3 separate regions of the Homo sapiens genome follow, and regions 1 and 2 are each linked to region 3. The links are chromatin loops, found by intact Hi-C in ENCODE. Cell type or tissue: HCT116. All regions are shown on one strand.

The links. Peaks named below come from ENCODE experiments on the same cell type or tissue, not always from the same donor. Only the 100,000 strongest peaks of a DNase experiment are listed, where the experiment ranks them.
Region 1: it touches region 3 in a loop (4-fold over the local background); 21 of 110 quality-filtered maps call a loop at or near these places.
Region 2: a loop joins it to region 3, with 6 times the contacts of the local background. A loop is called at or near these places in 11 of 110 quality-filtered maps.

Annotation. Positions count from the first base shown.
Region 1 is chr18:59,903,711-59,906,210 of GRCh38, forward strand. It overlaps PMAIP1 (phorbol-12-myristate-13-acetate-induced protein 1), which reads left to right. Exons shown (of 2, transcript NM_021127.3): 2 at 1-595. Among named protein-coding and RNA genes, the nearest start is that of PMAIP1, 5.0 kb to the left of the region's middle. RefSeq lists an enhancer at 1,116-1,285. In HCT116, no CTCF peak of the experiment used is centred here; a DNase peak (open chromatin) is centred at 1,262; H3K27ac peaks cover 685 bases.
Region 2 is chr18:59,956,961-59,959,460 of GRCh38, forward strand. No RefSeq gene overlaps it. Among named protein-coding and RNA genes, the nearest start is that of PMAIP1, 58 kb to the left of the region's middle. In HCT116, no CTCF peak of the experiment used is centred here; DNase peaks (open chromatin) are centred at 1,211 and 2,321; H3K4me3 peaks cover 834 bases; H3K27ac peaks cover 2,056 bases.
Region 3 is chr18:59,836,556-59,839,055 of GRCh38, forward strand. No RefSeq gene overlaps it. Among named protein-coding and RNA genes, the nearest start is that of PMAIP1, 62 kb to the right of the region's middle. In HCT116, a CTCF peak has its summit at 1,142 (motif pointing right); a DNase peak (open chromatin) is centred at 1,156.

The DNA.
Region 1 (2,500 bases), 67 kb after region 3:
TATTTTCATAATTGGAATATACTTTTCTTAAAAAAAAGGAACAGTTAGTTCTCATCTAGAATGAAAGTTCCATATATGCATTGGTGAATATATATGTATACACATACTTACATACTTATATGGGTATCTGTATAGATAATTTGTATTAGAGTATTATATAGCTTCTTAGTAGGGTCTCAAGTAAGTTTCATTTTTTTTATCTGGGCTATATACAGTCCTCAAATAAATAATGTCTTGATTTTATTTCAGCAGGAATAATTTTATTTATTTTGCCTATTTATAATTAAAGTATTTTTCTTTAGTTTGAAAATGTGTATTAAAGTTACATTTTTGAGTTACAAGAGTCTTATAACTACTTGAATTTTTAGTTAAAATGTCTTAATGTAGGTTGTAGTCACTTTAGATGGAAAATTACCTCACATCTGTTTTCTTCAGTATTACTTAAGATTGTTTATTTAGTGGTAGAGAGTTTTTTTTTTCAGCCTAGAGGCAGCTATTTTACCATCTGGTATTTATGGTCTAATTTGTATTTAAACATATGCACACATATAAAAGTTGATACTGTGGCAGTAAACTATTAAAAGTTTTCACTGTTCTTTTCTGTGTGTTAATTTTGTCTTCATCTTGTAAGCTACTAATTACTAAGTGTTCATTATCAAGCCAAAGTATTTTAACTGATTTCCATCAGCAGACATCCTCTGACCTTCTGACCACACTGTCTCCTCCCAGTAGTTGGAGTAGAAAATATAGGGGAGTTTGCATGATTTCTGCTCTCAAGGGACTTACACTTTAATTGGGAGGGGAAATAGTGAAAAATAGGAAATGAATGCCCAACATAGGTCCTTTTTTTTTTTTTTTCTGAGACAGAGTCTTGCTCTGTCGCCCAGGCTGGAGTGCATTGGCACAATTTTGGCTCACTGCAACCTCTGCCTCCTGGGTCTAAGTGATTCTCGTGCTAAAGCCTCCCCCACACGCCACCACACTGGGTAATTTTTGTGTTTTTAGTAGAGACGGGGATTTCACCATGTTGGCCAGGCTGGTCTTGAACTCCTGGCCTCAAGTCATCTGCCCGCCTCGGCCTCCCAAAGTGCTGGGATTACAGCCTATACAGATTCATGATCTAATTAGAGGTGTTTTGTGAGCTGGCATCCTTGACTGCTCCTGGGTCTGTCTGGCAAGAGGAGCTGCAGTGCAGTTTCCTTTTTGGTGACCTCACGCTTCTTCCTCTGCTTCCAGCCGTAGAGTAGCAAAGATTGCTTCATCTGAGGTTAGTCATGTGCAAAAGTAGGTGTAACTCAATGGCCTTCCTGTTTGAGTGTGAGAACTAAAAGATACCCCTAGTTTTTAGCTTCAATCTGGTAGCCACATCTTCACCCCACCTCTGCCAAGGGAAAGAGTCAGCTGACACCTTAGAATGTAAATTGCCTTCCTAACATGGGAAACGTGAGGGAAGAAGGAGGAGTTACTAGAGGAAAAGAAGAACCAGAGAGCTGGAGGATGCAGGGTTATGGGCAAGATACATAACAATCTGGAGGGAGAGGCTTTTCTCTGGGAAAGTGGGGTGGAGGTGGGAGCTTGGCTTCAGAAAGGGTGGGGACAAACTACATGATTTGATTTGAGAATCACTGGAAGAGTAACTCCTGTCTCTGAGCCTGCTCGCATAGCCAGAATTGTTTTGCTAAAAGTGCACCTTATTAGTTCTCGCCACCACTAGAAAACAAGGAAAAAAAGTGTACCTCAGGCTCTTCTTTTATATAAAGAGTAGCACATGAAGGCTTAGGCACAGATTCACAATCTTCAGATATTAGAGCTATATATTCTTTGAGAACCATATTTTAATGTTAAAAAATGTCCAAGATGTTCAGGCAATTCTAATTATATCTGTTGACTGACAAAAACTGCTAGCTTTTAAATTTGCATTTATATTATAAAAGAAAATGTATCTATCTGTGAATAAGTTGTTCTTCACTTTAAAGAACTGTGTGCTGTGATTTGGGTTTTGGAATCCATTGCAATAACTCTACAAACTCCTCCCTGCCCCACTTCCTCTCAATCACGGAGCAGAAACCACCTAAAGGGTCAAAAATCCTGTAAATCTCATTGTCAATCGTCAAAGGGGACGATCCATCAGGAAGAGAACAAACACCTTAAAAATAGAATAGTGACTGGAAGTGCTGCGGTACAAGGAGTATCCCACTTTAGAATCTTGAAGGTGGACTTTCAAGGCAAAATCATGAATGAGCTGTGTGACCTTGGGCAAGACAACCTCTCTGAGCCACAGTTAATCTCTGAAATTGAGACTTAGATCATCTTTAAGGTCCCCTGAAGTTTGAATCATAAAATGGGATGGCAAAGGAGTCTGAAGGTCTCCCACCATAGTTCCAAGTCTGTCGGCCCCCACTCCTGAGCTCATTTCAGACACTAAGAGGAAAGTTAAGGGTTTGCAAAAAGAAGCAGGGGAGTGGGATTTTAAAAGACCCCCCCCCCCAAATTTCTGTTT
Region 2 (2,500 bases), 120 kb after region 3:
ATGTATCCATCACTTCAACAACTTAACATCTTTTTTGTGGTGAGAGCATTTGAAATTTACTCTTAGCAATTTTGAAATGTGCAATACTCTATTATTAACCGTATTCACCACACTGTGCAATAGAACTAAAAAAAAAAAAAATCCCACACCATGTTTCTCTTCTGAGATTTTGTACCCTTTGACCATCATCTCCCAACCCACTTCACCTTCAGCCTCTGTAGCCGCCATTCCACTCTCTGCTTCTATGGGTTCAATTGTTTTAGATTCCACATGTAAGCGAGAATATATGGCATTTGTTTTTCTGTGCCTGGCTTATTTCACTTAGCATAATATTCTCCAGTTCCATCCATGTTGTTATTGATGACACAATTTCCTTCTTTATTAAGGCTGAATAATAGTTCATTGTGCATATACACCACATTTTAAAATCCATTTATCTGTTGATTCATGGACATTTCGGTTGATTCATGGACATTTCGGTTGATTCCGTATCTTGGTTATTGTGAACACAGCTTCAGTGAACTTGGGCGTGCAGACATCTCTTGGACAAACTGATTATAACTCTTTTGGGCAAATATCCAGAAGTTGGATTGCTGGATCAATATTTGTCATTTTAACCATTTGTAAGTACAATTCAGTGGCCTCACGTACATTCATAATCTGTGTAACTATCACCACTGTCTGTGTCCAGGACATTTTAGTTATCCCTAACATAAACTCTGTATCCACTAAACAATAACTCTTCTTTCCCCACCCTCCCCTAAACCCTAGATAGTCTCTGTTTTGCTTTCTGTCTCTATAAATTTGCTTATCATAGGTACATCATGTAAATGGAATCATGAAATATTTGTCCTTCTGTCCTGGCTTATTTCACTTAGCATAATGTTTTCAAGGTTCATCCATGTTGTAGTATATGTCAAAATTTCATTACTTTGCATGGGTGAATAATATTTATAGCAGGCTTTTAGTATCATAAAAACTTACTACAATCATCATAGTCTAGTACAGGGGTGCTAAGGACTGCAAAATCATACCGATGGCTTCTATCTTCCTTGTCAGTATTTCCTATTGTCTTTAGTGCAAAATTGTTCTTCCTAAATCCTCTTTGAGCTGTTTCACTGACATCACCTCAAAGCCATACTGAATGTCATATGGTAAGGCAGGATCTTGTTCACTAGCAAGATATGAAGACCTTGGAAGGCTGCCAGGCTCCCAGCTCTGAGGCCCTGCTTGCTGCAAATTATCTCTGCTGGGCTGAGCAGGGCAGGTGCAGAGGAAAAGGGCAACTGTAGATCAACAGCAGCTGCTGCTTGCTGACTGGAAATAGGGCCGGCACAAGCAAAGGGTCAAGAAGAAACATCTTAGGTAATGGTTTCCATAGTTTCCCTCCTTGGGAGGAAATAAATGACAGAGTCACAAAAAGAGAGACCATGAATTACAGGTATTGTACTTTCCATAGCTTTGCATTCCGCAGCTTAAAAACATGACTTTTTGAAGTTTGCATGACTTAGATTTGGCGATCCTAAAGGTTAAAGGCATTTGGTCATTTTTATCTCAAATATCATGTTTTAAAAGAGATACTATCTCATTTCTCAAATATTGTTTCTCAAAAGAACTAGTGCCAGAAAAATATTTTCTAAAATTCTTACAATGAGCAGTATTTCTTTTTTTTTTCTTTTTTTTTGAGAAGGAGTTTCTCTCTGTCGCCCAGGCTGGAGCGCAGTGGTGCAATCTCAGCTCACTGCAACCTCTGCTTCCCGGGTTCAAGTGATTCTCCTGCCTCAGCCTCCTGAGTAGCTGGGATTACAGGCGTGTGCCACCACGCCTGGCGATTTTTGTGTTTTTAGTGCAGACGAGGTTTCACTATGTTGGCCAGGCTGGTCTCAAACTCCTGACCTCAAGTGATCCGCTCGCCTCAGCCTCCCAAAGTGCTGGGATTACAGGCGTGAGCCACTGCGCCTGGCTGAGCAGTATTTTTTTTAATGAGAAAGTGATAATTTAAAAACTCACTTTTGTTCTTGTTGTTAAAATTTAAAGTTTCTTATACTTTCTATATCAGTGTCTGCCTAATTTTTCTGTAGTGTATTACTAATACTAACAACAGTAGGAAACATTTTTTGAAGGCTTAGTATATGTCAGTGTTCAAAGTAGGCATCTTATATAATCTTTACTTAATATTTGTAATTATACGATAAAGTAGAAGTTATAATATTCATTATTCTTATCTTTGAAATGAGGAAACTGAGGCTTAGTATAGGTGACAAAATACATAGCAAAACCATGAGTCAAGGCAAGCTTGGCCAAATGTCAGTGACCTTCTTCTTAGTCACTGCATGCATCAGGTTATCAGATGAGGTTCAAGAATGAAGAGTGCCTTGAAACTATCTGATTAATCCCCCCCCTTTTCAAATATGGACAGTGAGGCCCAGCGTGGCCTCAGCCCTCTTCCACACTTGTTGAGTGGGTTTGTTGCAGGGTGGGAACCAGAAGGGGTCTCCCG
Region 3 (2,500 bases):
AAATAAAATAAAAGGAATAATTATTTATTCAAAAAATATGAAAAGAAGATAAAAATTACTTGTGATTCAATCATCTAGGGGTAGCCACTGTGAACATTCTAACGTCCATTCTTTCAAATGTCTTCCTGTGTGTGTATACATATATACATATCTACATAAGCACACACAGACCCTCATTTGTGTAAGTGGAATTATAATATTCATACAATTCCATTATCTTCTATTTTTACTCAACAATTTATTAATGGTCAATTAATATAGCTCTGTAATATTCCATTGTATGGATGAGCCGTATTTATTTAATCAGTTCTTTATTTGGGAACATTGGTTGTTTTCAAATTCTTATCCTTTAAACTCTGAATACTCTCCTACTTATATGTTTTGTTTCTTGATAAACACATTCTTCACATAAACTCCCAATGGTGGGATTACGCCGTCAACAGTACTAACATATCACCTTTTGAAACCGAATGGCAAAGTGTCCTCCTGAAAAGTTATTCCTCTTTGTTCTACCAGTAATCATGCTTGTGTGCTCATTTTTAATATGACTCTCTTGGGTTTAGGTAATTTTTATTTTATTTATTTTTATTAATTTTTTTTTTTTTGAGACGGAGTCTCACTCTGTCGCCTAGGCTGGAGTGCAGTGGCGCCATCTTGGCTCACTGCAAGCTCCGCCTCCCGGGTTCACGACGTTCTCAGGTCTCAGCCTCCAAAGTTGCTGGGACTACAGGCGCCCGCCACCACGCCTGGCTATTTTTTGGTATTTTTAGTAGAGACGGGGTTTTACCATGTTGGCCAGGCTGGTCTTGAACTCCTGACCTCGTGATCCGCCCGCCTCGGCCTCCCAAAGTGCTGGGATTACAGGCGTGAGCCACAGCGCCAGGCCTGGTTTTGATAATATTTTAAATTATGCCAATAAGTAAAAATAAAAACAAAAACCAATCGAAAAAACCTCACTATTTGTGAGGGTCCCATCTTGTTTTGTTCCGATGAGTTGAGTGATCTCATCATGTCCGCCAGGTGCTTAGGAGACTGGATATCTCTTTTGCAGCTCTAGTTTTATACTATGAAGGGGGTACTTTTCGGTTCCTAGGTGTATTGCACAAAAGCCTTTTCTCCACTTTGGCTACTGACACTATTTTGCCACTAGAGGGCGATGAGGCTGCAGAAACATAATCCTAAATTGAGCCACTCAATTAACAGGGAGGCGCTGTTAATAATCAGGCTGGGACAACAGGCCTAATGGAGGACGAGCGTTAGAGCCCACGGATCACAATTAGCACATTACTATGGTTGTCCTGCTTTGAGATGTGGTTTAGAATGATAAGCAGGAATATCTCTGTCTAGATTTATAGTATCTGGGTAATCTTTAGAGATGTTCTAATAACCTCAAAAATTTCTCAAAACAGGTAGGACACGATGGGTCATGCCTGTTAATCCCAGAGCTTTCGGAGGCTGAGGTGGGAGGATCACTTGAGGTCAGGAGTTCGAGACCATCCTGGCCAACATAGTGAAACCCCGTCTCTCCTAAAAATACAAAAATTAGCCGGGCGTGGTGGTGGGCACCTGTAATCCCAGCTAGTTGGGAGGCTGAGGCGGGAGAATTGCTTGAATCCAGGAGGTGGAGATTGCAGTGAGCCGAGATTGTGCCATTGCACTCCAGCCTGGCCCACAGAGTGAGACTCCATCTCAAAAAAAAAAAAAAAAAAAAAAAAAATTAAGTACGTTGCAGATAGCATATTGTTTCTACATCAAGTCCAAAGTAATATTTTAGTTAATCGCAATTTGCCACCTAAGAGACAGAAACTCAGTGTAAAAAGACAATCTACTATAATAAGAAAATGTAGGCCGGGTGCAATGGCTCATGCCAGCACTTTGGGAGAGCAAGGCAGGCAGAATGCTTGAGCCCAGGGGTTTGAGACCAGCATGGCCAACATGGCAAAACTCCATCTCTACAAAAAATACAAAACTTCTCAGCAAACTATTGCAAGGACAAAAAACCAAACACCGCATGTTCCCACTCATAGGTGGGAATTGAACAACGAGAACACATGGACACAGGAAGGGGAACATCACACTCCGGGGACTGTTGTGGGGTGGGGGGAGAGGGGAGGGATAGCATTAGGAGATATACCTAATGCTAAATGACGACTTAATGGGTGCAGCACACCAACATGGCACATGTATACATACGTAACTAACCTGCACATTGTGCACATGTACCCTAAAACTTAAAGTATAATAATAATAAAATAAAATAAAAAAATACAAAACTTAGCAGGACATGGTGATGGGTGCCTGTAATCCCAGCTACTCAGGAGGCTGAGTCTGGAGACTTGCCTGAAGCAGAAAGGTGGAGGTTGCAGCGAGCCAAGATGGCGCCACTGCACTCCAGCCTGGGCAACAGATCCAGACCCTATCTTGAAAAAAATAAAAAAGTAGATTCCAGTTTTTTAAACTAGTAGGTGTGTCCTTACAAGGCTGCTAAGCTACTGTGTTC